Regions from separate parts of the Mus musculus genome. Here region 2 is linked to region 1. The links are chromatin loops, found by intact Hi-C in ENCODE. Cell type or tissue: heart. All regions are shown on one strand. Each heading gives the region's core, and the rest is flanking DNA. Links, peaks and the distances in the headings are about the cores only.

Region 1 (16,178 bases), core at 3,725-11,724:
CTCGCACTGGACCTACCTGCCAGTGTGTGAGCGAGCATAGCTACAGGGTTGGGCTCAGTAACCTTTTGGAAGGCAAGGTTAGGACAGCTTTCAAAAAGGGGTTAAGTGCACTGTTCTACTGGGCGCCCGATGCTGTTAATGGTAATAGGCACCGAATGACCCATCCAGTTAAGCCAAAATAACAATCCTATCCATTGGAGCGTTACCCAAGTCAGGGGAGATCACAAAACTCTAAAAGCACGTGTCTGACTCAGGATAGGGACTCATAGATACTACAGGTCCAGGCATGGCCTCAGACAAACAGCCAGAGAATGTTGAGGACAAACGGAAGAATGGTGGGGGAGGGGCACATCTAAAGTGAGAGATGTGGGAAGAGGGAGTGTGATGACTCCCTCAAGCAGGGATTTTCAGCTAGAGATCTGGACTATACAAATCCACTTGTCTCCCACACCTTCACATCCCCAAGTTCAAGACGAATGGTAAAAATGATATAGCCATTTAATAGGAACAGAAGAAATCATGGTTGAGATGACAGCAGGCAACATGTCAACAGCATTTTAGAAACTGGGGATTCCAAGAGCTACTTACAACTGCCAACGGGCATGGTAAACTCCTGCAAAGCATCTGTTCAAAGACTCAGTGTAATTGTTTCTCAAAAAAAAAAAAATGTGTTTTCTGAAGTACCTGCAAGACCAATTGGGATTGAAATCAACTCATGTGTGGTTGAGACATGTGCCTGTGTGATACAGATATACATGGTGCAATAAACTTTTCATAGCCTATTCAATGAATGAAAATGAGGACATGACCCTCCAAGGTATGGATGAAGAGAAGGTTTTTACTGCAGATATGAGGGCGAACACAGCCAGAGACATCTGGAAGAGTCCAGAGCAGAGAGAAAGAAGTACTCTGCTCATGACCAGCACACAGAAACAGGCCATGAGGGGAGAGAGACAGGAAGAACAAGAAAGGGAGGGAGGGACAAAAGAGAGGATCAAGGAGGGAGAGGACCAAGAGGCCAAGAGTGCAAAGAGAACCAAGGAAAGATCAGAGAGAGAGGAGGGTAGGAGGGGTGGGGGAGAGGGAACCAAGACAGTGCAAGACCTAAGTGGCTGGGGTTACATGAGTCAGAAGCTGAGGAGAAGGAAATGAAGGCCCTGATGGAGACATTTAGGGTAGGGTGCACTGCTTGGAAAAACTGACTCTGAACTCCATGAGCTAAACTGAACCGCACTGACATTCATGTGCAGAACGGAACCGACAGGAACTCAGCTGAACTCAACTGAACTCTATAACTCCACCTCTCTTGCTGCGCTCCTTTTAAGCAGGCTCTCTTTCCTGTTTGTTCTCATGAGAGCTGGTGCATCCTATCTCTGACCCATGCTGTCAGATCTTTCTCCACTTATTGACCTGTCTGCAGCTCAATAGATGTCATTTTGGGGAACCAATGGTGTGTTGTTCCAGCCAGATCACACAGGCCTAGAAGGTCTTTGGATGTCATCCCTAGCCAGAGCAGACATGTTGTTGGATTAAAATTCCTCTACCTATTGCTATAGCAAACTATCCTAAACTCATAACTTCAAAGAGGAAAGGTTCGCTTTTGCTTCCTGTTTTGGAAGTTCCAATCTCTGACCCAGTGACTCTGCTGCTTTGAGCTTCTGATGAGATAGCTCATCAAGATGGGAACACATGGTGGAACAAAGCCATTCACCTTGTCAGTCGGGAAGCAAAGGAGCTGAGAAGAGTGCCCCGTAGCCCCAGTTAAGGCCACACTCACACAGACAAAGCAACTTCCCAGATGGCTTTGCCTCTGATAGTTCCCAACTATTACCTTCCCAGGGAGCAAACTCCTAACATGTCCAAACATTAGCACTTTGTTTACAAGACCTTTTCTCAGGGGAGTAATATAAAACAACCAACGTCAATCTGGTATGAGGGCTGAGTAGAATGTTTAAGACCTGGTTAAAAAAAAATCAGCCATTTTCTTGAAGGCATCCACCCAATACATTGACTCTTTACAAGAAGTATGAAAGGCAAAGTCTCTGGGAGTTGAGAACAGTTAGTTTTCTCTTGGGATTTTTCCAAGCAAACATGAAGCAATAATCTGCAAGCTGTGACTAAGCAGGGTGAAGAGTCCATCCCCAGCTTCACGTAACACTGAATGAGATGTCAATGCTGTTTCAGTGAACTGACTGGGAAGTGAAAATCCCTCGCTTGGTGACCAAGAATCCTGGTGAGAACTTGTGTGCTCTGTAGGTGAGCTAACTGTAAGAACAAGGTCTCCAAGCTGAGATGGAAGGAAGGACCATCCAGAGACTGCCCCACCCAGGGATCCATACCATAATCAGCCACCAAACAAAGACACTATTGCATATGCCAGCAAGATTTTGCTGAAAGGACCCTGATATAGCTATCTCTTGTGAGGCTATGCCAGTGCCTGGCAAATACAGAAGTTGATGCTCACAGTCATCTATTGGATGGAACACAGGGCCCCCAATGGAGGAGCTAGAGAAAGTACCCAAGGAGCTGAAGGGGTCTGTAACCCTATAGGAGGAATAGCAATATGAACTAACCAGTACCCCCAGAGCTCGTGTCTCTAGCTGCATATGTAGGAGAAGATGGCCTAAACGGCCATCATTGGGAGGAGAGGTCCTTGGTCTTGCAAAGATTATATGCCCCAATACAGGGGAATGCCAGGGCCAGGAAGCGGGAGTGGGTGGGTTGGGGAGCAAGGGGGGGGGGTTCTAAGGGACTTTTGAGATAGCATTTGAAATGTAAATGAAGAAAACATCTAATAAAAATTGTTTAATAAAAAGAGAAAAACAAAAAAAAAGAAAGAAAAAAGAACAAGGTCTCCAGTGAGTTGTGAAGTCACGTGGTGGAGAGAGCCTAACTCTTCTTACCAGGAGAATCCAGACCTTCAATCAACTCTTCGTCTGTGTTGAAGGAGGTCTAAAGCGGTCTGAGCTCACATGAGAGTGGGTCAACAGGCGAGACGTTCATTCCTTTGATAGAGAAAGGCCTTAGTTACAACTGGGCTATCTCATAAAAGGCTAATTCTGTTGTCTGTTGACTTCAAATATTTGAAGCTCAAACTTAATAACTCTGAGATTACATTCAAAGCACATATGTCTGTGGTTGCAGAACATGCTGGGGCTTCAAAATTGGGCTATGAAAGAAAACAATGAATCTTCAGAAAATAGGCTATCGAGAAGATAGCTGTAGGTTCAGTCTCATTGGAATGGCCAACAGCCTTAACCACAGTGTCTGAAAGCGAGAACTGATAAGAGGGCAGAGTACGTAGTTTTGCCTGAGAGCAATCAGAAACACAGTGATCTAGGCTATAATAAAAGCTATGAGATCTGAGTCATTCAGATTCCATCATGGCAGGACCATGACTTGGGAGTTTTAGGGAAGAGGAAAAACATATGTTGGAACAGGGTTTTACAAGGCATTAAAGACTGGTCAAGACTAAAAGTAGTTATGACAGTAGTCTTATAGATCTGGTTGAGGCATTATTCCCAAAAGGGCAAACCTGGCTCAGGAGTACATCAAATCCTAGAGTTGTTTCAGAAAACAACCAGCTGTTGAGGTGTGGATAGGGCTGAGTTGCTCACAGTTGTCTACAGAACCAGACACGGTAGACCTGGCTCCGGAAACTCCGTAATTCTTCACATTGAATAAGGGCCACACTTCAGAATGGTAGGTTAAGACTGGCCTTTGCAGAAAGTACCCTTTCGAGTCCATTCTTATCCCTTTCTATGTTTGGGTTACCCTTTTGCCAAATCATCAATTTGATACAGAAAATGTTGATAAGTGACGTAAGATTTTAGGTAATGGCATACAGAATACTAATTTAAAAGCTGACCTAACAATCATTGAGATGGGAGACTGGGGTTCTATCTCCTTCTGCTAATGGTGATTAAATACCACTTTGTGCTTAAGGTCAAAGCTTTTGCTTCAAATTTTGTATTGTTTACTTCAGCTTCGTGGTTCCAGTGAAGATATAGCTAACTTTTTGTTGTGAAGTGCCACAAGCAAATGTTTAAGTTTTAAAAATTTTTTTTTTATTTTTTAATTATAATGTAATTACAGGTTTTGGCCCTTTCCTTCCCTCACCTCCAAATCCCCCCATGAACACCTTCCTTTCTCTCCTTCAAACTCCTTTTCTTTATGCTCATGTGTGCGTGCATGTGTGTGCACTCCTAATAAACAATGCAACCCGCTCAGCCAGTGCTGTGTTACTTGTATGTATATTTTCAGGGCTGACCAATGGGTGTTGGATAACCCACTGGTGTGCTCCTCCCTGGAGAAGGTGATTTCTTTTGCTCTCAGCATTCCTTGGTTGCCTGCAGTTCTTTGTGTAAGGCCATGTGCTTTCCATCTTCCACATCAGCATAGATATTTTAGCTTGTAGCCATAGCATTATTCTTGCAATACTGTACTCAGCTGTCAACAAAGTAAACAAACCAATGCAGCTACAGAACATTGCAACTTCATTTTCAAAATTAGATTTGATTCATCAGTTATGGTTTGCCAGTAGCTCCCACGTCACAACTTTCTGTCTATGATCAACAGCAACAACAACAAAGATTAACTGGCGGATTTTAATGTCACTACGTTCTTTACATCTTTCGTGATGTAAAGATTTGATTTCTAAGCTTACCATAGAACCCTCAACTTACTAACCACCATTCACTGTCCCAAGAAGCTCTGATGTCTGCATTCGAATGTCTTACCGTTTGGAAGCAAGTGATAGGTAGCTGAAATTAAGATAATGAGAAAGAGGCCTCTGAGAAGTAAGGGAAATGCTCAATGTGCATTGTGCCCCTGGCTCCCCACTGTACAGCTAACCAGCTGTCAATCATCAACCACTGTGGGACAGCACGGAACCTGTATGCTCGCCTTCTTCTGCCTGCAGAAGATAACAACATAAACTCTGTGACTTCAGATATAAAAGAATGTGAGACCACTTTCCAGTTCTCTGTATCATACTGACATAATTCTCACTGCTCAGAAAATAGCTGATTTAGGCATAGAAACAATGAAACCTTCAGAAATGTGGCAGGTGCCTAGAGAAAATATGCTAAAGCTTTCTCAGTCTGAAGTATTAAATACAAACTCTCCACAGTTACATTCACAATGTTCTCACACTCCGTGTCTGCCGATCCAGGAATGAGCCAGATGCAACCTGACTACACCTATCTACATAGGACTCCTCAGGTCCCATCCCATCTCCTAGGACAAAGCCCTTCGGGTTCCATATTGAACGGGGCAAGACTGCAGAGATTAGCAGTGGCCCTAGTAATGTGACCCGAATGGGAATCTCAGGACCCCGGTGAGGCTGCACTCGGGGTCCTGGGAACGCACTTTGAGTCATTCAGGAGAACAAGTGAAGGTCTTGTTGCTGTGCCTCTCGTCTGCCTTTTTGTTTCTGGTACTGGGCTGGAGGCACCAGACTAGAACAGAAAGATCACAGGCTCTTTTTTTTCCCTTCAAGAGCCCCCAGTGAAACAACACAGAAACCTCCTGGTACCCAAATGCGCGTGCTTGTTCTTCTTCTTCTCCCTCTCCCTCCAGTGATGTCACAGAAGGGCAATCATCTCTCTACTGTAAAAACAGAATGCATTTAACATTGTGCTATATGAGCTTCAGAATTTAATTTTTTTAAATGGCGTTTTAAGTATAACTACAATGTGCTAACTTTATGCTTAATCCTCCTCTTGCCTGGATGATCGTTCTCTTGACTTTGAGCTTTATTCTTCTTGGAGATATTTGTAAGCTTTATTATAGTTTTATATGATCGTATGTAATTTATAATCTTGTTTCAATAGTAAAATTTAACCGACACTTGTCACTTGGAGAATACGTTTTGCCACAAGCTTTCCTCATTTAGCACCACGTTTTCAATGTTTTTTTTTTAATTTTATCCTTTATAATTTTACCACATGATGGTTTCTTTATCCATATTTCTATTTGTGGCTCAATAATATCACTACTTTTTATGATAATAAAGGGAGAGATCCTAGGGATAACATACATATACTTATATATACATGTATAATATGTGATATAATATATTATAAGTATTCTTATATATACATAAGTATATAAAATATATAAGTATATCTGATATATAATTATATAATAAGCATATACAATAAAAGTATACTTATATATAATACTTATTATTTATATAATACTCATATATTATAAATATACTTATAAAACTTATACTTAAATATAACTATATACACACACATATATAAAACAGTTGGGAATGATGATATATACTCGCCATCTCGTCGTTTGACAACCTGAGGCAGGAGGATTACAAGTTCTTAGATCTTAAGATTAAGATTGCCTAGCAAGTTCTTGTCTCATAAGATTAAAAATAACACACTCAAGCAAAACTCTTCTTCTTGTCAAGTATTCCTGTACTTTCTTTGCATACATTAATAATAGACTTGGCTTTTAGATGTTTATCACTGCCTTCCTTTGAGAAATGGTAGAACTAGCCTTGCCTCTCACGTGGAAAGCCACATTACTAGGTCACATTACTAGGGCCACTGCTAATCTCTGCAGCCTGGGAGAGCTGGCCCACTACTTGTCACTCATTCCCATGTGGTAGCGTGGATGAGGGAGAGCTACCGTCCCCCGACCCCCTTCATCACCTAGTGTAGACAGGAGACCTGGCCCTGGGGTCATGGCAGCAAGAGAGCTGGCCCTACCCCTCACCTCTGTAGCACTCGGGCAGCACAGTATAGGTGGCCCTGGATATGGGGGTTGCAGTGAGCTGGCTCTGAGGGTGTGAGGAAGGGAGAGCCAGTGGGCTGACCAGCTCAGGTGCAGATGCAGGGCTTTGAATTGGCCTAACTCAGCATTATCTACCCCAACCATGAACTGCATGGTTACATGCAGTACTTGAACAAGCTGTTCTTACAGATCCAGAGCTGCAGGATCTCCATGTCAAAGGGTGACAACAGGGTATCTGAGAGGAGTCTCAGTGAGGATCCAATATTGATAGAATAGCAGAAGCCAGAGGCCTCGAACCAGACAAACAAGCCATTGAGATCAACACTTGCAGGCAAAGAAATGGGGGCCAAAGTGTGTACTGTGGAAAACCCTGTGATGCACTACACTTCCACAAGGAGGTTTTTTTTTTTCCTGTTGTATGGAAGTTGCAAGGATGGAGGGCAGGTATGAGCAGAGGGGGAAGTAGGAACGAGGTGCATGATGTGAAATTCACAACCGATAAAAAGTTGGTTGTTTTTTTTTTTAAAGGAATCGTAATAAAAACAAATTTAAAAAATTGAATCAAGAGATGTTCTCTTCTAATGTTTGTGTGGCAGCAGTGAGCACCACCTGTGTTTTCCTAAGTTGGAGAAGCAACAGGGTGTGTCTGTCAACCGCAGTATCTGCTTAGACACCAGTGAAAGCCCGGCGTTCACGGGCTCACTTCCCAAGGATTCTGACTTCCGAAGGATTTGTCATCTCATGATGCACAGTAAAGATATGTGTACCAAATCAAACCAATTCGTCAAATTCTAGAGTATGGCTTGTTCCCGAGCCTTAGAGATGCATTTCCCCCATGTCACCTTCACACTGTGTCTTCAAACAGATGCAGCTGCGACTTGCAATGCTGAACCTTGTGTCACACTCCCTGGCCCTAGTCTGGCCCTCAAATACGCAACCATTTCCTGTACACGCACTGAAATGACAGTGTGGTCCCTGGGTCCCTGGGGATGATCAGACACTGCGCCACAGCAACCCAGTGGCCCCGGTCACTTCTGGGAAAGGTGGTGACAGTGGGTCCCACTGCGTTATTCCAGTCTCTGAGCAGCTGTGAGCGATCACTGCCTGGAAGCCTATTGGACATTGGAAGGAGGATGAAATAACTTTTTAAAACAAAATATTAAAATTTTATAATTTGGGGGGAGGGGCAGAGAAGCAGCCTGTATCTTGAAGTAAAATCTGGAACAAGACTTGTGGCTCTAAGATGTTATTCGAGTTTGGCCACATGAGGGCGCTGCTCTCATTCTCCTGCAGAGCTTGAGGCTATTCTCTTTCACATAGCCCTGGCCTTGCCATGGCTCACAGCAGACCCGCCTTCCTCCACCTTTGTGAGTTTACACCTTCTTCTACAAAGCAGCCTGCAGACAGACTGGACCCGTCTAGGAGTCCTGCCTCCAGCAAAAAAAAAAAAAAAAAAAAAAAAAGATGCCAGGCTTAAAGCTTGTCACTAACCCGTCCTCTGTGCCTCCAGATGATTAACAGCATCAGCAGAGACCGGTGGTTGGTTCAGTTTATCCAAAAAGTGTTGTGTGTCTCCTGCAGCCAGGCAGCACGACAGGTCTTAGGAGGACACACACCTCAGCACAGATCTTAGCACAGTCCTCCACATACTGAGGTGATGTACAACACTGTGCAACAGTTCAGACAGGCCAGGCTGCCCAAGCAGTCTCATCAGTGACTACCAGAGCACTGAAGGGAGGCTTAGAGAGAGTTGTCGGAGCAGTCAATCAGAGCAAGGACACGCACAGAGGATCGAGAACAAGAGAAGGCTGGAAACGCTGTGTAGCATACTGATAAAGAGAAATATCAACTAACCAGACCTGCCAGAGCTCCCAGGGACTAAACCACCAACCAGAGAGTACACATGGAGGTGGGGGTAGGACCCATGACTCCAGCTGCATACGTAGCAGAGGATGACCTTATCGGGCATCACTGGGAGGGGAGGCCATTGGTCCTGTGGAGGCCTGATGATCCAGGGTAGGGGAATGCTAAGGCAGTGAGGCAGGGTGGGTGGGTGGGTGGGGGAGCACCCTCATAGAGGTAGGGGGAAGGAATAGGGGGTTTCCAGAGGGGAAACTAGGAAGGGGGATAACATGTGAAATATCAATAAATAAAATAACCAATAAAATGGAGAGAAAAGAAATAACATAATATTCTCATAAGTAATAGACCAGATACACCTTGGATCTTCAAAATTGTACGGACATGATTTCATTAAACCAGCAGCACCCAAAAAAAAAAAAAAAAAAAAAAAAAAAAAAAAAAAAAGCCCTTGTAACAAATATACACTTAGGGCCAACGTTCCAACCTGTGACAATAGACACCCAAATAAAACAAAGGGCAGGAAATTTGTTTCAAATCTGACAAGACTGACTGGATCCTTTGCCTATTTCCTGCGGAGTGAATCACAGGGCGATGTTAACTCAGCCTGTGATCTTCAGGTGAGACAGTGCTGTGTCTACAATAATAGGAAAGAAAGAAATTCAAAATAGTATTTTTCCTTCCTACAGTCATCGTAGATTTAAGCTGACGTGGCTGGAGAGTGTAAGGACATTCTACTGTGTTAGGAAGAGCTTCTCCAAGCACCGGGAAGGCAAAGCCTTCAGATCACAGCTCCTCTGAGGGGCAGCACTTCCTCATCGACACTGGTCACGAGGGTCATGGCTGCTCACAGACCAAGGCAGCCCGCACAGCACAAAGCCCCAGTCAGCAGGCATGGCAATGGGGCTCGGGGAGCCAGCATCAGTCAGCACAGATATGCGCAGTGTTTGCAATGACTCGGAGTCAGGGCAGTGTGTTCATGGCTGTGTTCATATCCTCAGGACTCAGTCATTAAGGCCTGGATTCCCTAAGCAGGAGCAGGCAGAGAGGACAAATGTAAAAGGGAAGAAAGAAGCCACGAACAAAGCAAGTACTTGACTGCATACCTTGGATTAAACAAAACCATCAGAGTTCTTCAGGTTTGAAAAGATTGGTTCTCCACTGCCAAGTGTAAGCCACTTTCTGCTCGTCCTAGGACGCTATAGAGTAATTAATACACTTACCAGAATTTCCGCTCAGAAAGTGTGACTTAAGTCCTATACCTTGGGTAGATGCTGCCCTCCTGTGGACTGTCCTGGTAGTGTGGTAAGTAAACTGCTGTGTATCGCACTGCTCGTTATCCATGTGTACCTACAATAAAATCCCTACGAATCCATCCAGAAACAGTCATTTTCACAAAACATAATTTTATGATTGCTTAGGAATAAATGTACCCAGATTTATCATTCATAAAATAATTGTCCCCTGAAACTATTTTCCAAATTGTGGATCATGATCGGCTTTTAACAGAAATGATACAGAAATAGAAAGGAAATATTAAGAAAAAAATTAAACAGGATTACTAGGGTCCTTTGAAGTCTCCAGCAAATAAAAATGGTCATTGTAAACTACAGACGGTGTACGATTGAATAATCTGAACCATTTAATCAGGAAATGTCAGGTGACCTCTCTGTTAACTTGACCATTAGCAAATGAAGTGTGGCAGGGGAACCTTAAGACTGTGGGGCACAGTTACTGCCTCCTACTGAGCAGTTTGTGTCATTTCGATAAACCGTGCATCTGATAGAATTCATGACTCCTGGTTTCAAGCCACTTATCTGATTTGAGTTAGTTCTTAAAGTAGCCTAAATCTCTCCAGAAAGACACTTGAAGCCACAGGACAAGATACCACTAGCCCCAACCCTTCCCGGCTAAACAGAATTAGCAAAACAAGTCTCTGTGCTTGGATCTTAAAAGACCTTGGTTATTAAAACCAAAGCAGCCACCCAGACGTCCTAGTGTTGGCTTTGTAACAGGCTAATTCAGTTTAGCCTGTCTGGCTGTTTGGTGGACTAAGGTGTTGTGAGCCATTCCATATCTGTGTCGGGACCAAACTCTAATCCTCGGCAGAAGTGGTCCTCATCTGTAACCCCTGAACCATCTTTCCGAAATGGTCTGTCTAGTCTGGATGTCATTTAAAACTTAAGCTACTGTAACTATTTTGCTGGCTGTTGCACAACTCCATGAAATGCTCATTACAATGAGATGAAGAGATTGCCTGATTTTTTACATGAGGGGAGGTCTTTTATAGAACCACACAGAATGATAAATAAGTGATGGCCTTGGAGAATTTGTTTTGATTAACTCGCATGCTATACGTTCTAGTGTGAGGAAATAAATCTCATTAATGAATGTTTGGATCCAACCCCGATTATCCTAGGAAAATGGAGGGAGGATGTGAAGCATTGTAAAGGATGTGGGCACCAGGATCCCGGCTTTCTTTCCTCCCCAGACATAGAGTGCTGTCTGTCACCATCTCCTTTTCTGGGGAGCGAGGTCCTATAACAGGCTGGTGCTTTATTGGGGAAGCACCACGAAGTTAGCCCCCTAAATTTCTGCCTTGAACTCTGGCGCCCCCTATTGGTTTAACAAAGTGATGCAGGGCCACACTTTATCACAAGTACAAGTCAAAGGACAAGGTGTTGTTTTGAACCAGAGACTTGGGGATTATTGTGATAAAAATCATTTAAATCAGAGATTGACCAGCACTTTCTGTAAAGTAACATTAGGGACTATTTTCAGGCTTTGAAAGCCACAGTTTCCACACCTAAAAATCTTTCCTTGCCTATAAACTGAAAAAGACCATTGCAAGCAGGGTTAAATCTGTGAGCCATAGCTCGACAACCCTGATTTAGAGTAGAGTGGGTGGCTTTGCCAGTGGCTGACCACTTCCACCAAAGCTGGAGGGGAGGGTCTGCAACTCTGACGTGAGCCTGCCGGAGGGTCCTGGAACACTGCTAGAGGCTTTAACTGCTAACTGTTGAGACCTTGTGTTGTTCCACTTGGTTTCCTGTTGCTATGATAAACACCAGGGCCGGAGCAACTTGAGGAGGACAGGGTTTAATTGGCTTGCAAGTCCCCATCACAGTCTATCACTGAGCATGACTGAGAGAAGCCAGGGCAAGACCTCAAGCCAGGAACCTGGAGGCAGTCGGCAGAACTATGATGAAATCCTGCTCACCGGCTTGCTGGTCAGCCTCACAGTCAGATACTTTTCTCGTCCCTTTCAGAACCCACAGTGGGCTGATGTTGGGGGAGCTGATGTTGCGAGCATGGCATGAAGTCTTGCACCCTGAGACCTCCAGAGTAACCAGGAATGCTGAGTATACAGGACTGTTCTCTAAGGGAATGGACATAAAACCCAATCTTCCTCCTCAAGAACTAGGAATCAGAATAATTAGTTGCTTGGTGACCTGTGTTATCTGTTGGGCCAGGCTGTATCAAGCTCCTACAATGGAACTGGGGATGGTAAGTAATCTAAACGACCCTTACAACCAGCAGCTCCTCTGAGCTCCCACAACCAGGACCAGAGATACCTAATAGTCTAATTGGCCCTTACATTATCTCTGTAGCCAGAAACTCTCCCAAACTCCCACAGTAGGGAGCAGAGGTGGAAAACAACCCAGATGACCTCTATGCCATCTTATGACCAAGGCCAGGCCAGACCTTCCTTAGGCCCTTAAGCTATCACAGGTATCCTATCTCCAGAACCCATCTTCTTGGAAGAAATGACATGTACCCTGAGTTGAGAGTTTTTATGTTCTTGTCCTGATGCTTCCTCGTGCATCAGGAATTCCCTTGCACCAGAAAACTTTTCCCAAATTATACTGTTTAAATTCTTGGGAATAAACAGCCTGACATCAGATGCCCCGAGTTTTGATCCAGGATGACGATGTCCATTTGAACCAGGTTTTCATTCTCATCTCTTCAAAGTTTGCTCCCATGACCACCTGCAGGGCCAGTCCCCCTCCAGCTGGGCCTTCCCATATCAATCATTAGTCAAGAAACAGCTCCCACAGACTATCTACAGGCTAATCTTCTGGATGCATTTTCTCAATTGAGGTTCCCTCTTCCCCAGTGAACTTAGCTTATGTCAAAGAACAAACAAAAACAAACAAACAAAACTAGCCAACAGATATGTTATAAAAACAGCTCAGCTCTTGAGATGAACAGGCCTGCTGTGTTTATAATGTCCTCAAAAGTTTCTGAAGGGCTTAACTGCTTGCCCACAGTGGCTTCCTCAGCTTAACCAGTCCTTTTACTACTACTTTGGTTCTTTCTTCCCTGAAGTATTTCCTGCACCTCTCAACTGAACCATTTGCACGGTTTCCGGATCTGCTTTTGATCTAGCATTGTACTGGCCTTTAATAAAAAGAACTGGTTCCAGGAGTGGGGTGCTTCGGCTTAATGCTGAAGGTGGGTTACCAGTTTAGCAGCCCAGCAGTGAGACTAGGAAAACGGCCGGGAGACTTTTCAGAGCTAGGAAAAAGTTGGCCACAGTGTGCTGTGCTAAGATATGTGTTAAAGCTGGTGCCTGTGATGACATCTGCAAGAGTTTGGGATGACAGACCATTGCTCTTACATGCCTCTGTGCTTGGATGAAAAGAAGCTGTTAGACACAGTCCCCTATTGACTTGGCTCTGCTGGAACCAAATCTTCCACCAAATCTGTCTACCTGATCATCCTGGCAGATATCCTGGCAGGCTGGGTCTATACTACTACCTGGACAGCCATCCTCACAGGTATACCTAACCTGGCTCATGATCTGTCTGATGATCTGGAGGTGCTAAATACCTCTTATCAAATTCTGTTTCATTTAACTTAATGGAATTTCTTTTGCATTCAACCAGATTGTCACAGATTTTCTTTTGCTAAATCTGAATAGGACCCCCATCATATGTATAAGTATCTATACATATGTGTATACTAAGGCTGTCTCTCACTTAGGCTGTTTCTTTATCTTGGCCATTGTAAATCATGCTGCAATGACCTTGGAGGGCAGGCATCTTCTGGGTGTACTTATTTGAGCTTCTTAGATACGTGCTGGCATTCAAATTGCTGGTGCAGAGACAAATGGCATATGATCTCATTTATGCACACAGAATAAAGACAATAAATTCATATAAGTTGACAGCAAGAATACTGTTCCTGGAGATGGAGCACTGGAGAAATTGAAGATGCTGGAACACAAGCTTCATGACAGACAGGAGGATAGGTTCTGGTGTTAGATTACATGGTATATTCTAGTGACTAATGATGTACAGTTAGAGTAGTTAAGAGAGATTGTCTTAAATGTTTAGCCTGGTATAATAATAAATTGATCGGATAGGGGAATTGCTTTAAAGACCAGTGCTGCCCAGCCCACCATCTTTATCTTGCATGGGCCTTCCAGATTTACCTCCTGCCCTTCCCTTCAGCCTATCTTTATAGTATTTTTCCTACCCTACGATGTAGATAATTCAACTCCTACAGAGTTGGACTTTTTTTAAAAATAAGTTTATTTATTTATTTTTAATTAGGTATTTTCATCATTTACATTTCAAATGCTATCCCAAAAGTCCCCCAGACCCTCCCCCCACTCCCCTACCCACCCACTCCCACTTCTTGGCCCTGGTGTTCCCCTGTACTGAGGCATATAAAGTTTGCAAGACCAAGGGGCCTCTCTTTCCAATGATGGCTGACTAAACCATCTTCAGATACATAGGCAGCTAGAGATACGAGCTCTGGGGGTACTTGTTAGTTCATATTGTTGTTCCACCTATAGGGTTGCAGACCCCTTTAGCTCCTTGGGTACTTTCTCTAGCTCCTCCCCTGGGGGCCCTGTGTTCCAATAGCTAACTGTGAGCATTCACTTCTGTGTTTGCCAGGTCCCGGCATAGCCTCACAAGAGACAGCTATATCAGGGTCCTTTCAGCACAATCTTGCTAGTGTATGCAATGGTGTCAGCATTTGGAGGCTGATTATGGGATGAATCACCGGGTATGGCAGTCTCTAGATGGTCCATCCTTTCGTCTCAGCTCCAAACTTTGTCTCTGTAACTCCTTCCATGGGTGTTTTAAGATAAAAAAAAAAAAATTCAGGTGACAGTAGATGCTGGCAAGGATGTGGAGAAAGAGGAACACTCCTCCATTGTTGGTGGGATTGCAGGCTTGTACAACCACTCTGGAAATCAGTCTGGTGGTTCCTCAGAAAATTGGACATAGTACTACCGGAGGATCCTGCAATACCTCTTCTTGGCATATATCCAGAAGATGTTCCAACTGGTAAGAAGGACACATGCTCCACTATGTTCATAGCAGCCTTATTTATAATAGCCAGAAGCTGGAAAGAACCCAGATGTCCCTCAACAGAGGAATGGATACAGAAAAAATGTGGTACATTTACACAATGGAGTACTACTCTGCTATTAAAAAGAATGAATTTATGAAATTCCTAGGCAAATGAATGGACCTGGAGGGCATCATCCTGAGTGAGGTAACCCAATCACAAAGGAACTCACACAATATGTACTCACTGATAAGTGGATATTAGCCCAGAAACTTAGAATACCCAAGATACAAGATGCAATTTGCAAAACACGTGAAACTCAAGAACGAAGACCAAAGTGTGGACACTTTGCCCCTTCTTAGAGTTGGGACTTTTATTCTTTGCAGACATTTCTCTTGTATATGTTTATCCCTTCGCAGTGAATACTCATGAATATGTTGTCCCTGATTCCATTCTGATCTCTCTTCAACCCAGTATCACAGAAGAGCAAAGTAGGTTGATGAATTCATATTTGCTCAAGTCAGTCCCCTTTCAACAACAACAACAACAACAAAAAACCTGACTTTGAATTCAGCCCCCATCACTAACCCACTCTGCTACCTGGGACAAGCTGTTAAACCTTTTTTTCCATGACTTTCTCATTTTACAAACAAGGTATTAATATTTCACTCTCTAAGACTGTGTGTGGATTGCATCAGTGATGTTTCTAAAGATCTAAGCAGCAGCCTGTGCATGAGCTTGCACAATACACACCTCCCATCTCACGTCGAATAAAACAGGAAGTCCTGAACACAGACCTGAGGTTTGGAGGGACCTTGCCCTCCCTCTTCCTCAAACCCAGTTCTTACCAGTTTTCTACAGCTCAGAGCTCACTCTATGGACACACACAGGAGACAGGAGCTCACTCTATGGACACACACAGGAGACGGGAGCTCACTCTGCGAACTCGCATAAAAGAGAAGCTCACTCCATGGACACAGAGAGAAGAAAAGGATCCCGTGCCTGGTTTGATGCTGTTCTTTCTCCACTTTGAAATTCTGAATGTTTTCAATGATGGGACTGCACTTCATCTTGAACTAGCCCCATAAGCCATGCAGTTAGCCTTACACACAAGCACATGTGTCCTTATTGGGTGTATCTATCTCCTTTAGGCTTATCTAACACCTTAAATTATTCCTCATCTCTCCTGGATAATCACTCCCCTCTCATAACACCCCCTCCTGACACACACACAGACACACAGACACACACACTCA
Region 2 (16,178 bases), core at 5,403-13,402, 95 kb before region 1:
GTTATCATGGCCGCACGTGGTCCAGCCCATACCACTTCGTACAGACGTACAGTCTTTTTATTTCCCTTGACCACATTCTGAGCAACAAGTTACATTTTAAAAATCACATTACACCATTTTCCTGTTCTTTTCCTAGCATACTCTATGGCTGGTATGCTCATTGCTTTATCCAACTACAGACTTGGGTTGTGTCCTCAGAGACATCTTACTGGGAAGCTTATGGAGAAAACACATCCCACCAACACTCTCCTAATATGGCTACTTCTGTTTGGACATCATCTCAAGTACTGATGCGTTTGTGTCTTCCTTGTTATATGTAAGCTCTACAGAAACCAGTAGTGCGCCTTGTACTCAGAATATTCTTTATGGTGAATATTCAATGCCCGTTGGTTGAATGAACTAATGACTAGTTAATTTACTAATCCAGAAGCTCTCATACACATTATAGAATCTACCTAGTCAATACAACATAATATAATAATGTCTTTTAAAACATGGATCAACTGGTACCTTTTGTACATTGTATGATTTCATATAAAGATCCAATTTCTTACTTCTCTATAAAAATTAGGGAATTTTCATGTTTGGGGTTCCTTGACAAATAGCATCTGATGCTTATTAGATAAAGATTATCCCAAACCTTGCTGCCTACCCCTCATTACCTTCCTGATACCAGTGACTGGCTTACACTGGCTTCCCCTTTACTGCTTGTCAATGTGCTCAGCCCTGTAAATTTCCAAGCCCCGGTATTAAATACGCATGTGGAAAGTCTCCCAACCTTTGTTGCATGTATCTGTGTAATTTTTTCATGTCTAATTTAGAAATTAAATCGGTCTCATGTTCATTCTTCCAATCTCAGTTGTAATGAGACACAGACTGTTGTCTGTGCCACCATGCCGGCCACAGAACAATCCACGGAGCTTGACACACTCACTGGAGTCTCCGTTGCCAGTACAAGGGCAGAAATTTCCAATTGTGTTTCAGAGTAGCTCTCATTTTTGTAAAGTTATTTCTAAAGGAGTTTTTCAAACCGCATAGATTATAAATATTTCTCTTTATTTTCAAAATCTCATGAATATTAGATCCAGATGTCTACCTTACATGATTCATTTACCAGCGTGGCACACCCAGTGTCTAAGAAGGAAACCAGCTCCATTTAATAGCAGTCATTGAAGCCAGATAAAGAGAAATATGTGTATAAATATGGAAAGAGAATGCACTATGTCCTTTTGCTCGGTACCTATTTGTTTCAGCCATATGAACACTCGCCAAGCATCTGCTGTGTTTCAGGCACCATTGGAAGCAACTGGGGAACTCATATGCATCTTACACTTCAGAGAGTCAGACAGCAAAAACCAAACAAGCCATAAAGTCACTTTTATATGCAGTAAGATTAGTAAGAACTATAATAAAAAGGAAGAGGGGAGGGAGTGAAGGAGATAGAGAGGCCTCGTCAGGGGCGGGAGAAGCAATGTGATCTAGGTAGGTGCTGTGGAGCGAGGAGATCTGAGCAAGTCCTGAGGGAAGTGAGAGAGGACATGGCCATCTTTAGTGGGAAGACTGGGGATGTGGGAGCGTGGGGTAAAAAATGGCACAGACCAGATGCCCTGTAGCAGACACACACCCAACCGGTGCATCCAGGGAGTGGTGTGGCTACTCCAGCTGAGTTAAGTAAAGGGACCACTGATCGATCGGGGCAAAACCTTGAGCACTCATGATGCTCTCCACAGAGCAGGGCCAGTCCAGTCATCTCCACTTAAGACTATCTAACTTTTTATTTAATAAAACTTCTATTTTTAACATGGTCCTCACCTTAGCTTTGCAGTTTTATGAGACATGCAGGTTCTGTTTTCTAAACCAGTGGTCTTCAACCTTCCTAATACTTTGACCCTTTAATTCAGTTTCTCATGTTGCACTGACGCCGCCCCGCCCCTCCCCCAACCATAAACTTACTTTTTCTTGCTAAGTCACAACTCTAATTGTGCTTCTGTTATGAAGCGTAATTTAAACATCTGTTATTCCCCATTTGTTTTGGGTGATCCCTTTGAACGGGTTGTTCAGCTCCCCATCCAGAGGGTCATGACCCACAGGTTGAGAATCACTGTTCTAAAGTGCCAGTAAGCCACTGGGGCATTGGCCTTTCTGAGGAGAGCCTGATTGTGCCACTGTCTGCACATAAAAAAAAAATCTCATAAACCAGCTGCACTTGTGTTACTTCCAGTGTGTTCTATATTGGACACAGGTGCCTTTTCAAAGGGCAGTTCTTCCTTCCCTCTGGCCGTTAATCACCGGCACTCAGTGCTCAGCTCAGAAAAATCTCCGTAACCGACCTTCCCGTTTCCTCTATGCAGTTGCTCGCAGAGGACTGGCCATTTGGAGCTGAGATGTGTAAGCTGGTGCCCTTCATACAGAAGGCTTCTGTGGGAATCACAGTGCTGAGTCTTTGTGCTCTAAGTATTGACAGGTAAGAGTCTATTCTCAGGCCAAGGCGATCCTAATCCAACATACAACTGTTATGTCACTTAGGAGATAAACTTTGCAATTCAATACAACCAAGCTCTACCTGCTAGACAAATCATTCTGTTTATATCTTCAGATATCGAGCTGTTGCTTCTTGGAGTCGAATTAAAGGAATTGGGGTTCCAAAATGGACAGCAGTAGAAATTGTTTTAATTTGGGTGGTCTCTGTGGTTCTGGCTGTCCCCGAAGCCATAGGTTTTGATATGATTACGTCGGACTACAAAGGAAAGCCCCTAAGGGTCTGCATGCTTAATCCCTTTCAGAAAACAGCCTTCATGCAGGTACGTTCACTTTGCTTGTTCTTTCTGCACTTTCCTTATAAATATTTCACTATTTCCCCCAGTTCCCCACCTTGGTAGGCTATTGATTTATTACTACCTTTGGCATAAATTAAGAGTTTGGATCCCAAGACTGTGAGGTTAACCATCACTAATGACCCAACCTGCAAGAGTCAGGATAATTACTTCTCCAAGAACACCCTGGGGATCCAGATAAATCAAGTTCCTGCAAGAATGGCTGTGACTTTATGGCTTTTGTGTCTAACGTCCCACAGGATTGATTATTATTGTGTAATCTACACAAGACAACCCAACATTGTCAGAGAAGCAGATGGTTTAGCAGATGTTTAGATAGAAGTTGCCTAACCTTAGTGGATTTGGAATGGCAGCCTGACCCTTCATTTCTGGTGTTAAAAGAAAATCTGCCTTTCAAAATAATATCAATTTTTGGCCACCTACTAAAGAACTTCTGATCAGAAAATAGGAAAAGAATAGGGAAAAGATAGATACTAAATATAAGACTTATTTTTAACAGGATTGGTTAGTAAGAAGGTGGTTGGTTGGTCTATCATCAAGGATTGTTCTCTATTTTACATGTAAAAGAGTATAAAAACTTTATGAACTATACATTCAATTATCAGTAAAAGAACAAAGTGGGTCACCAATTCAAAGTCAAGGAGGAAATTGCAGTTTACTAGAAGGGGAATAACACACTGGGGACATAAAATTCTTTCCTATAGAAACATATCTGTATAGATAAGGTTTTTGAAAGGTAACAGAAGAAAAGAAGACAGGAAAGGTGTAACTTACAAGCACTGTCCTAAACAACCTTTCAGGTATACACTACTGACTTACGTGGCAGCCCTGATCTCTTCATACCTGTTTTTCACACTAAACACTCATAATTGAAAGGGGAAACATCACCTAAACACTGAAATAGGTTTATATATTTAATACCAATAATACCTAAAATTTGAAATATTTGTTTTTTCAGTGTTGTCTACACGTAAGAATTTTGCTCAGCTCCCTACAGCTTATTATACCATCCCAAAGAATCGAAATATGTTCTTCAATGTTTCTTTTATTTAATGCAGGCCTTTATTTATGTGTTCAGTAGATATGGCCCACGAAACCCTATACAGTACATATATGGAAGATGTTACAAAATAATTGTCCTTTGATGAATATGGCATTTGTAATTGACATTTGATACATATGGGGTTTTTTAAAGCAGAAGATATTAATCATAAAAATTCTTTCTTCCCCATAGTTTTACAAGACAGCCAAAGATTGGTGGCTGTTCAGTTTCTACTTCTGCTTGCCGCTAGCCATCACTGCAGTCTTTTATACCCTGATGACCTGCGAAATGCTCAGGAAGAAGAGCGGTATGCAGATTGCTTTGAATGATCACTTAAAGCAGGTAAGAGAATGGAAGAAGCTAGTAGAGTATAGCCATAATTATGGTCAGATCTAAGTCATGATGATGATGATGACATGATGATGATATGATGAGCTAATTTTACACACTAGAACATATTTTCACTTTCTTCATTCTGTTCCTGTAACAAAAAAATTTTATATTACTTACTTAGAGAGTATATCATCTATAATGATCTAGAGAGAATCATTGACTTTTGTTGTTGATTCCTTTTAAGATGGAATCTCGATTAGCCTAGGCTAGCCTCCCCCCACCCCCAGGCTAGCCTTGAATTCACCATGTAGGCAAAAATATCCTTGAATTCTAGATTGTCCTTTTGCTTCGGCCTCCCAAATGACGGTAGTATGGGCTTGTACAACCTTGTCTAGTTTCACACTTACACACACACACACACACACACACACACACACACACATGTGCACATAGTGAATGTATAATATATTTTTAGATTTATTTTATGTATATGAAAGTTTTGCTTGTGTGCATGTGGACCACATGCCTGGTGCTCATATAGCTGGGAGCGGGGCAGCAATAGATGAACATGAGCCACTGTGGAGGTACTTGTACTAGCAATTTTAGTTCTCATTCACACTGACTATCTAACTGAAGGCTTGTTGTCCCGAGTCTTTATTTTGTAAATAGGATTAAATACCTACTTGAGGAGAGTGTGTGCTAGCTTTCTAAGGGCCTGTGGTTCTGTTTCAGAGACGAGAAGTGGCCAAGACAGTCTTCTGCCTGGTCCTCGTGTTTGCTCTCTGTTGGCTTCCCCTTCACCTCAGCCGGATCCTGAAGCTCACCCTGTATGACCAGAGCAATCCACACAGGTGTGAGCTTCTGAGGTAAGAGAAGAAAATCCAGTGGAACCCATGTGACATAAAAGGAGACGTGGCAGCTGTTCGGGGGAAGATAGAGGGGGTTGGAGAGGGTGCCAAGGGAGAGAGGTAAATAAAGAAGAACATGACATGTATGTGATGACATATATGTCATAACATGTATATCATAACATGTATGTCATATGTATGTATGAAACTCAGTAACCTGTGCTAACTTAGATTGAAAGAGAGAGAATAGAAACAATTATGGAATTGTCATCCAGCTGCTTCCCCATTATCAATCCATCTAATAGGCAGAAAGAATACTATTTTCTTATCCACCGAGGCCAATTAAGACCGATTTTCGATTGGCAATTGCTCTAGATGGGGTAAATTAGAGGGCCTGGAAAAGCCTTGGGAATGTAGGCACAGTCGTCAAAGTGATGAGTGACAAGATGAAAAGTGTCAGATCGGAGACATCAATGTTCAGATCAGTCCTCCCTCGCTTCCAAATGAGAATCTTATTTTTAAAAGAAATGCTGCATATTGGTGGTGAAGGTGGGATAGGGCAGTGGAGATGCCAAAGACAGACGGAGAAAGAGACAGGCAGGCAGAGACACAGACAGGCACCTCTGCTGGTAAATCAGTGGCTAAATAAAATTATTGCATGTAGGTGATTTGGGCTTTCTTCATAAAAACATAAAGGTGCAAGTTAAATACACACTTGGAGGGATGTAATCTTTAAAGACAACTTTGGGTTTCTTTCAGCTTTTTGTTGGTTTTGGACTACATTGGTATCAACATGGCTTCTTTGAACTCCTGCATCAATCCAATCGCTCTGTATTTGGTGAGCAAAAGATTCAAAAACTGCTTTAAGGTAAGAAACTCTTCTAAAATAAAATGTTTCCTGTGATCTGGCATCAAATATAGGCTTTAAAAAACACACCAATATTGCTATCTAGAGAGAGCTGGAAGATTGCTAATTTTCCCTGCCTTGCGATATATGTGATGGGTTGGGTTTTTTTGTTGTTGGTTTTTTTTTTTTTTTTTTTTTTTTTTTTGGTTTTTTGTTTTTTGTTTTTTGTTTTGTTTGTTTGTTTGTTTGATTGGTTTTGGTTTTTTTGAGGCAGGGTTTCTCTGTATAGACCTGTCTGTCCTGGGTCTCATTTTGTAGACCAGGCTGGCCTCGAACTCAGAAATCTGCCTGCCTCTGCCTCCCAAGTGCTGGGATTAAAGATGCATGCCACCACTGCCCTGCATATGTGATGTTTGTAAATATCACTTTTGCACTATAGGAAATATTTGCTTATAAATCCTTGACAATAGTAAGCCATGCCCTGATGCCTTAGCCACTCACCAGTACTATTAGAATTGTGTAGCTTAATAAAATTACATATATTGATAATCACTGTCATGTAGTCAGATAAGAATGAAACCCAGTTAGATGCAGTGTTCCTCTGATCTTGGTAGACTTTTTTTTTTATTGTTCAACTACAATTTGGGTTATAAGAAAGTTAATCTCTTTTTCTCATGGACGGTGGGAATAAAGTCAAGGGCTAGGAGATGGCTCAGAGGGTAAGGGTTCTTGCTCTGCAGGTGGGTAAAGGTTCCAGTGCCCAGCACTGATGGGGAAAGTGGGGCATGCCGTGCTGGGTGAGGGGAAGAAAAGATCTCTCTGCTTTCAAGGCCAGTTTGAGTTATACAGTAAGGTCCTATCTTAAAACACCAAAGAAAGAAGGGCAGTGGAGGGGCGGGGGATATAAGGCATGGCTACCCACATGCCTATAATTCTAGTGATAGGATTTCTGGAGATTGGTAGGCATTAGCTTAGCTCCAGGTTCAGTAAGAGACACTGTCTTAGGGAAATAAGGTGGTGGGGGATAGATCAGGACACTCAATGTCCTCCTCTGGGGCATCACACACATCTCCCCCACCTCACCCACACACACATAGTAAGTATAAAAAATTAAGATCATTTCTACTCCATCCTTCCTCCCATCTATGTGTAGTGGCAATCTGCTACTCCATGTAGAATATAAGTCTACCTTCTTACCTCAGATGCTGGCAATATGACACCCATTCTTCCACTCAGCCATTCTCTCAATAATGCAACACCAAGTAAAATATGCCTCCCCTCGCAAGAGAATGGACACTGTCACTGGTATTTCATTATCTGAAAATCAAAATTCATTTCCTCGTAAACACTGAGATAGTTGAAAACATCCTTGCCCATTCATAACTAAGAAATTAGTGATGGAAGAGAACTTTTATCCAAACCAACTCCTTTCTTTACAGAACAGAAACCCCGCTAGTTCCCTGAGCATAGAGTTTATCATAACACAAACAGAAAACCTATTTGCTTAGACCCATAGACTATCATAAAACAAACGGACTGAACAGAGTTTTAAAAATTTAAAAACTCCAGTGAAAAGTGGAAAAATAAAATCAAGGTACTTGCATCCTTTATAAATTCATAGCACAACAATATGGAAAATGCACGCAAGAGTAACATGTAGGTTTCAAATAGCTAGGCAGTATTAAACTCATTGACATGGGAGGAAATGTATGTCAGTGTCAAGTGAGGAAAAGCAGATTATGGGGCACAGACACTAGTTACCTAAGTCTGAACACAGGCACGTGTGCAATTGTAGTATTTGTGTTCTCGAAGAAAAAATGTTTGACTTTCACTGTTGTGACACATCAAGAATCGATTTCCAAGTAAATAAGATAAAGTGTCAAAAGTTAAGGTGGCTTTCGGGGCTAAAGAGATGACTCAGCAGGAAAGAGCACTTGGTGAGCAAGCTTGTGGACATGAGTTCAAACCCAAGCTCCCCTGTAAAAAGCCAGGCTTGCCTGCCTAAACCTGTAACCCTAGCTTTACAGGACAGAGACAAAGAAATCCTAAAGACACCTGATCAGTCAGCTAGGCAGACAGAGTGAGTGAGCTTCAGGTTCAATGAGAGATTTGTCTCAAGAGAATAAGAGAAAAAGCAATAGAAAGAAACAACAGACACCCTCCTCTGGCCTCTTGTGTGGTGCGCGCACACACACACACACACACACACACAGAGAGAGAGAGAGAGAGAGAGATACACACATATACTAAAAACAATTAGTGACTGTTTCTTAAGTAATGTTAATTCCATAAGTTTTTTTTTCTTTGTACTTCATAGTTGCAAAAAATTAGCACATCCCACAAATGTGATCGCCTTTTCAATTTCTAAAAATTTTATTTATTACTATTGTGTGAATGCAAGGTATATATGCATCACATGATGCATAAGTGCTACTATGTGTGTGTGTGTGCATGTGTGTATCAGAATCTGTGCACACACACACACACACATGTGCATGTGTGTGTGCACATAGACAACTTTCAGATGTCTGTTCTCTTTCCACCATGAGTTCTAGTGCTCAAACATGTCTCCAGGCCATCTTGCTGGCCTTAATTGCATCTCTTTTTTAAGGGGGGGGGGTAAAGGGGGTATGGAAAGAGAGGGAACCGGAACCCCACACTTGCAAGGATAGTCAGAGCCCCAGCGCAAGAAGAGCAGAGCGGTGGCCGTGTGCCTGAGTACGCATGTAATGGTCGTTCTGTTTCATACAGTCATGTTTGTGCTGCTGGTGCCAAACGTTTGAGGAAAAGCAGTCCTTGGAGGAGAAGCAGTCCTGCCTGAAGTTCAAAGCCAACGATCACGGATATGACAACTTCCGGTCCAGCAATAAATACAGCTCGTCTTGAAGGCAAGAACACTCGCCGAATCTCACTGTCCTCATTGTGGACAGATACCATTAAAACAAAATGAAACCGTTGCCAAATCAAAATGGAAAAAACCATGCTAGCAGAAAGGTGTGCGCGCGTGTGAGAGGGATTATTTTTAACTGTTCTGACGCTCAACACCGGATATATTCACGGGCTGTTTACAACCTAAGAAAGCTGTGGGAAGGAATGAAGCCCTCCTCCGTGGGGAAGCACTTAGATTCTTAGTCAGCACTTCAGCAGAGCTCTTAAAAGCCCCTAGTGCGTTCACATGCCACTTACGTTTAAAAAAACGAGAACTTCACTGAAGTTCTGTTCAGGAGTTTATTATCCAGTCCTATGAATCTGGATTCAAGAAAGCATGACATTGCAAAACAATTCTTAAAACGAAGTTTCAATTGCTTAATTTGAAACTTAAAAAAAAAAAAACTAATAAATTTTTATGCATACTATCATACCCACTAATCTGATTGTAACTATATGCAAAAGAAAAGGCAATATGGTTGGTAAACTTTTTTGGTCATTACCAACATTGAAATGATCAGAATTCGGGGGAAGAAAAGACAGCCTGCGAATGCCACAGAGAAAACATGGGAAAGCGTGAGCTGCTATGCCTGAGACTTCTGAAATTCCCTCACACATACTCTGCAGAAAGACACAAAACAGAACACTACCTATGATTTCTTTAAAGTTCTTTCAAATATCCTTTCATGATTGAAGTTTAAATTCCATGTGTTCAACTTCATCATCTGTAAATACTTAGCTATTAGCTATAAGCACTACACGTAGAGGACTTAACAAAGGGCAGGTCCCAGCGTTCGTAGCTTTCTGACAAAGAGATGCCAGTAACCCGGTTATAGACAGAATGTGAATTGCCCGGTGCAGTGTCCACATGGCAAAGAAGCAGGGAGCATCCTTTCAGCCATGCTGTAGAGAAAATGGTCCACAGCACAATATGATAGCGAAAATACCGTGGTTTAACGCCATAGAAAATAGTCACTGTAACCAGCTCTCTCGGAGGCATACTACCAACTTTTTATGTTATTCCTGAAAATAGCCAATAGAAAGGCGTTCTGGACATGGTGCTTTTTCTAAAACGTAGAAGCCAAACTGCTTCGGGGTCTGCAAGATCCTCCTCTTTGCGCATTCTTGTCTAGGTTTTTTTTTTTTTTTTTTAATCTCCTTCCACGACGTGCCTTAGGTTCACTCCGGATGAGCGGTGTGTGAAAGAATGCCCAAGAGAAAACTGAAGAGAGAGGAAATGAGGTGGGGCCAGAGGAAGCCCGTGGGGAAATATTCCCATTCTTAGCCCTGTGTTCGTCACTGCCACGTCATGTCGGTGTGAAAGGTCCTGGTTCGGCTCCAGCAAAACAAAGCGCAGCGTTCTCAGCGTGACTCGGGAACAAACCAAGCCCGAGAGCTTTAACCTTGTCTTAAAATATAACAGATTTTCCTTCCTTCCTTTTTCTCTTTCTTCTCTTCTCTTCTCTTCTCTTCTCTTCTCTTCTCTTCTCTTCTCTTCTCTTCTTTTCATAACCCAGGCCACATGTTGAAAATGAGCTTAACAATGCAGTTTTCTACCAAAATCATTGTGACAATACAATAAACCCAAACGGGACAATGAGGTAAAAAACCAAGAACAATACTGAATCCACGTGACACATGACTCTCTTTAGGAGTCACCCACAGTTCTTGTGTGTACAGATTGCTTTTTAATCATAAAGGACGCCCCAGATCTTCAATTTTAAGTTAGTTATTGGCTCCCCAGTAGTTTCACAGCGTGGATATATTTTTAATTTTTACTAAGTTTTAGATTGGTTTTATTGTTGTGTTCTAAATTCTTAAGTCCTAACATCTTTGTTTAACCCAGATGTTCCTTCCCTCTTCATGGGCAATAATCGTCCTGCCAAATTATGAAATGGCATAAGAATACTATTCACATAATATATACAATAAAACTATATTAAGTGGCTTTTTTATTAAAAATTTTAGCACACAGACCAAGGGTGATAAGAAAAAAAACATGATTCCCTTGCATAATTAAAACCAAGATAAGAGAAGGTACCATCTAATTTAAAGCATATTTTCTAACATTTAAGTAGCCTAATATAGCAATGCATAAAAATAGTGTTAACAAGGATGTTAGAGGTCAAACGATTTGTAAGTGACTTCAGCCTATTTTCTCCCAAATTATTTACTGCTATTTTTGGTCTGTGTTCAAACATTTTCAGTATTGATAATGTGCAACAGCCAAAGGAACACTGTTTTCATCCAAATGCGGGTGTGTTGTACCTAACATGCACTTGTAATAAAGCCGTGTAAAATAACTGTGTTTTGTTTTGCTCTGGTCACCTAAAGTGGCAGCTTGTGTCGTTGCTAACTTCTTGTTGAGTAAGCAAAACCAATAAACGTTCAAATGGTTTAAAAGAGCAGCTTATCTTTCGCTACTCATTCATAAATCCTAAGTCAATCATTAAAATGAATAGAGATGCTGTAACTGTGCCTGCTCCTTGCCGGCAGGCCCAGGAGAGAGGAGAGAACTGCTGGTCCCGCCCACCGGGGTCTCTCTGGGGCTGAGCAGGATGGTGAGTGTCCACAGCCCAAAGAAACGCACCGAGCTGGGAGTCTTGTTGAAGCAGGAACTCAACTTTATGGCATCAGCCTCTCTTAAATAAGTTCAGAACATTGGGAGGGGATTTTTGGTGGGGTAAGATGACATTGAAGACATGGAATGGTGACAGAGGGTATGGAGGGACTGACAATGGCAGAGCTCTACATCAGCAACAGGGCAAAGGCAGGGCCAAACAGGTCTTGCTGAGTCACTCTGATAACAGAAGTGACTGAGGCAGGTCACAAAATTAGAGCCAGGCTTAGGCTCTCCCACAACGCTGCAGAAACTCGAGCCAGGCTGGGGCTTATCCTCAAGGCCCAAACCAGGGCCAAAATGGGGCCCAACAGTAAATGGACATCATTTATGTTAAACACATAATTATCAAGGAAAGTGAATTTAAATGCCACTATAATGGCCTTGCTATGTCTTATTACACATATGTAGCTATCACTCATGGTTGATCATTTTCTGATCACACATACTTAGCCATCCTTCCCAGTTGATCATTTTCTAATTTCACATATTGGGGATCCTTCTTATGTACACATAGAGAGTAAGGAAAGTTCTCTCTGAACAGGGTGTGTGCCATCTCCATTCTGTGCGCATGCATAAAAGCTGTAAGTGAAGTATTGGTGCCACATTTTAAAGTATGAGTGAGTGAATAAGCCAATAAGCATCTTAGGAAACTTGCAATTAATGTGGGAGATGCATGAAGAAGCAAAAGAAAAAGTCCACATGATTAGGCTTGATTTTCCCAGAGATGTAAGACAAAGGAAACCAAATCAAGGTGCTTAATATTCAAAAGAAAACTTAGAAATTCAGATAGTGCTCTTGAAATTTGAAAATATGGTAGAAGAGATAAAAGACAAAAGTCAAGACCTCCGAAGGCTAAAATTGACAACAAATAGCATGTGAAGGGCCTCTCCCAAACTGCTCAGTAAGCTGACAACCAGACTGTGCTCAGTAAGCTGAGAACCAGGAAGGAAACCAGGGAAGGAAGCCCTGGAAAGGTGAGTTCAACACAGGAAACTCAATGATTAACGTCAGCATGGTGCACTGCAAATACTTCTGCTTGTCTAAGAAGCAGTCAGTCCAATAAAAGCAGAAGAATGGAGAAAGTAGAGTGCTGAACGAGAGAAAAGTTAAAAACTGAAAGATGCCTGGTATATTGGAAGATATTCATAGGCATTTATAGCTCTACAATGGCCTCTGGGGATAAATGAATGGTAGTTACAAGAAAACGCTGATGTTAGATGCTTGTGAAGGGCTGGAGAGATGGCTCATCAGTTAATAGCCGTGGTTGTTCTTATAGAGGATCTGAATTCAGTCCCTGGCACCCACAGTGTGGCTCCCAAGCATCTTGAACCTCCATTTCCAAGGGTTCTGACATCTACTTTTAACCCCCTTGGGCAACTACAGGCATGCATGAGGTATGCAGACATACCTGCAGTCAAAACATCTATACTTAAAAAATAATAATAAGTAAATAGTAAATAAAAATAAATCTTTTTAATTTAAAAAAAAAACAACTGCTGTTCTTCCTATAACTTCTTTCTTGTGTAGAAAATATATACACATTTGTAATGTCATGACTTGAATAACAACAAATTGACCTTGTAAAAAATAACACTTTTAATCAAAGCAATGAGTGCAGTTTCATCTCTCTCTCTTCTCTAAGTCCCTGCCTCCCACTTTCCCTCTCCACCCTCCCCCATCCCCTCTTTCTCCATTCCCATTCAGAAAAGGGCAGGCCTCCATGAATAGCTGTCAACCATGATGATATCAAGTTGCAGTAAGATGAGGCACCTTCCCTCATATTAAGCCTGGACTAGGCAACCCGGAAGAGGAAAAGGTCTCTAAGCAGGCAAGAGTCAGACAGTCCCTGCTCTCACTGTTAGGAGTCCCACAAGAAGACCAAGCTATACAACTGTAGCATCTATGCAGAGGGCCTAGGTCAGTCCTGTGCAGGCTCCCTGATGTCAGTTCCTTCTCTGTTAGCCAGTATGACCCTGTGTTGGTTGTTTCTCTGGGTTTTCTTGTGTCCTTGACCCCTCTGGCTCCTGCAGTTCTTCTTCCCCTCTTCCACAGGATTCCCCAGCTCTGCCTCATGTTTGGCTGAGGGGCTTTGCATGTTTCCCTAAGTTACCAGGTAAAGCCTCTTTGATGACAATTGGTCTAGGCATCAAAGAACAAAAAGCATTTAAAGAAATGTCCTTAGGAGTCAGGGAAATGCAAATCAAAATGACTCTTAGGTTCCATCTTACAACTGTCAAAATGGCTAAGATCAAAATTACAGTGACAGCTCGTGTTGGAGGATGTGGAACAAGGGGAGCACTCGCCCACTGGTGCTGGGAGTGCAAACATATACAGCCAATTTGGAAATCAATATGGTGAGTTCTCAGAAAATTGGAAAAGGATCTAACTCAAGACATAACTATATCACTCCTGGGCATATACCCAAAGGACACATCACCACACCATAAGGACGCTTGCTCAACTACATTCATAGCAGCTTTATTCATAGTAGCCAGAAACTAGAAACAACTGAGATGTCCCTCAACCAAAGAATAAAGAAAATGTGGCACATTTACACAATGAAATGTTACTCAGTTGTTAAAAATGGCCATAACCTGATAGTTGCAGACAAATGGATGGAACTAGAAAAGATCATCCTGAGTGAGGTAACACAGACTCAGAAGAGAAACATGGTATGTATTCACTGATAAGTGGGTATTAGCCGTAAAGTAAAGGATAGCCAGGCTACAATCCACAGACCAAGAAAAGCTAAGAAGCTCTCAAGGGGAACACATGAATTCTCCACGTGAGGGAAAATAGAATCCTCATCAGGGGCGGATTGGGGGTGGGGCATGTCTATGTTGGGAGGTGAGTACAGGAACAGGAGAGATCAGGCCAGGGGAGGATGGAGGGAGAGAGTGCTGGGAAAGACAAATGAATGGGCGGAGCCTCCATGGGATAAGCTAGAAACCTCATGCGCTGGAAACTTATAGGAATCTACAAGGATGACCCAAGCAGTGGGCGGTACAGAGACCGAACTGTTCTTAATGTGCCGCAGTAAAAATCAGGCATCCACTTTGAGAAGCACTTGGGAATTAATATAGGAAAGAAATACTTATCCAAGGACCAGAAATTTCCACTTGCAGAGAATTTCTCATGGGATCACGATACAAAGACCAGAGTGTTCACAGGCAGCATTATTTATTTCAGTCCCCAAAGGGAAACAACTCAAACTCCAGTAGCAATATTTTAAATTACTAGACCATATGATATGTCAATAAAATGGAACAAGTGCTCTCCACAAGTTGATCAAGCTCCTCATGATTAAAATTTTGATTTTGAGTGCTGCCTTGCATATGCAATGCTGGGTAGGTTGTTTTGAACATGTAGGATGCTTGACAGCATCCTCTAAACATCAGTAGCATCCTTTCCTAGTGTGAGAACGAACACATTTCCAAACAGCAGCAAATACCTCTTGAGAGACATGGCAGGGGACTAACTCTGTTGGAAACTGCTGGGCAACAGTATGATTCTGGTAATATAAAGCTCAAATTCTGTGGGAAGCCACATGTGCCGTTGCAGGGTGGCGCTGGTTACCACTGGCCACCATGCATACATAGGCAGTAAAGTTTTTTTGCCAAGATGAGGTTTTGAGAATTAACCAATCAGATGAGAGACAAGTTAACCAATCAGATGAGAGACAAGTTAACCAATCAGATGAGAGACAAGTTAACCAATCGGATGAGAGACAAGTTAACCAATCAGATGAGAGACATGTTAACCAATCAGATGTGAGACTTGCAAATGAGGTGGTACGCATAACCCATGCATAACCAATCCGGGTGTGAGACACGCCTCTCCTAGGCCTCTATAAGCAGCACCAGTTTTGGGCTTGGGGTCTCTTTGCCTCTGCAATCAAGCTCTACTAATAAACGTGTGCAGAAGGATCCTGTTGTGGTGTTGGCGAGTTGGGCGCTCACAAGAAAATTCTACTACAGTAAAGCTGTAGTTACAGGGACACATACATCAACAAGAAAAATTAAAGGAAATTATAATATAAATAAGCACAGCTGTCATTCCTGGTAGAGAGGGGACAACTGAGACTGAAGAAATACAAAAGGAGGTGCTGGCCTTGAAGCTTTATTTAAAGAGATGACTTGACTTATAAATTATTATTTTGCATATACCATATTTCTATAATAAATTTCTAATCATTTTCCTTAAACAAAGAGATATATGCACCATTATGTATAATTCTCAATTTTAAAAGTTAAAAAAATATTTTAAATGTACATAGTTACAACAAATTAAAAAATTAAGGAACAGCATTCAGTGCAGTTACAGTACTTTTAGAAATGGGACAAGGAAAGGAAGAAAAATCCAGGGAAGAGAAGGAAAACGTTATTAACAAGGAAAGCCAAACTATAATATTGTCTTCTCCCTATTGACAGACCTCCAGTAACTATGCAGTATGAAAATGCTGTGGTAAGAGGATGTGGACTCGGCCCCTTCCATCCTGTGTTCAAGCATGAGTAAGCGGACCTCATGCTTAAGGATGCCTTGCTTTCAGGATCTGTACATGATGGTTAGGGTTGGGGTTGGGGTTAGGGTTAGGGTCAAGGTTAGGGTTGGAGTTGGGGTTGGGGTTAGGGTTAGGGTCAAGGTTAGGGTTGGGGTTGGGGTTGGGGTTAGAGGGTTAGTGTTACTTAGAGGGTTGGGGTTAGGGGTTAGAGTTAGGGGTTAG

The links. Hi-C counts contacts between places; a loop is a spot of excess contacts. Peaks named below come from ENCODE experiments on the same cell type or tissue, not always from the same donor. Only the 100,000 strongest peaks of a DNase experiment are listed, where the experiment ranks them.
Region 2: a loop joins it to region 1, with 2.8 times the contacts of the local background. A loop is called at or near these places in 3 of 42 quality-filtered maps.

What each region holds. Positions count from the first base shown.
Region 1 is chr14:103,712,721-103,728,898 of GRCm38, reverse strand. Gm35197 (a long non-coding RNA gene) reads right to left here and starts at 9,873. Exons shown (of 3, transcript XR_383715.2): 1 at 9,840-9,873. In heart, for the core only: CTCF peaks have their summits at 8,013 (motif pointing right), 9,903 (motif pointing left) and 11,234 (motif pointing left); DNase peaks (open chromatin) are centred at 7,768, 9,518 and 9,838; H3K4me3 peaks cover 504 bases; H3K27ac peaks cover 778 bases.
Region 2 is chr14:103,809,678-103,825,855 of GRCm38, reverse strand. Ednrb (endothelin receptor type B) reads left to right here. Exons shown (of 8, transcript NM_001136061.2): 3 at 2,352-2,464; 4 at 2,597-2,801; 5 at 4,069-4,218; 6 at 4,942-5,075; 7 at 5,817-5,925; 8 at 8,656-11,241. The coding sequence ends at 8,790. The region is part of intron 1 of Gm35197 (a long non-coding RNA gene); the gene reads right to left. Among named protein-coding and RNA genes, the nearest start is that of Ednrb, 27 kb to the left of the region's middle. In heart, for the core only: no CTCF peak of the experiment used is centred there; DNase peaks (open chromatin) are centred at 8,765, 10,115 and 12,405; H3K27ac peaks cover 447 bases.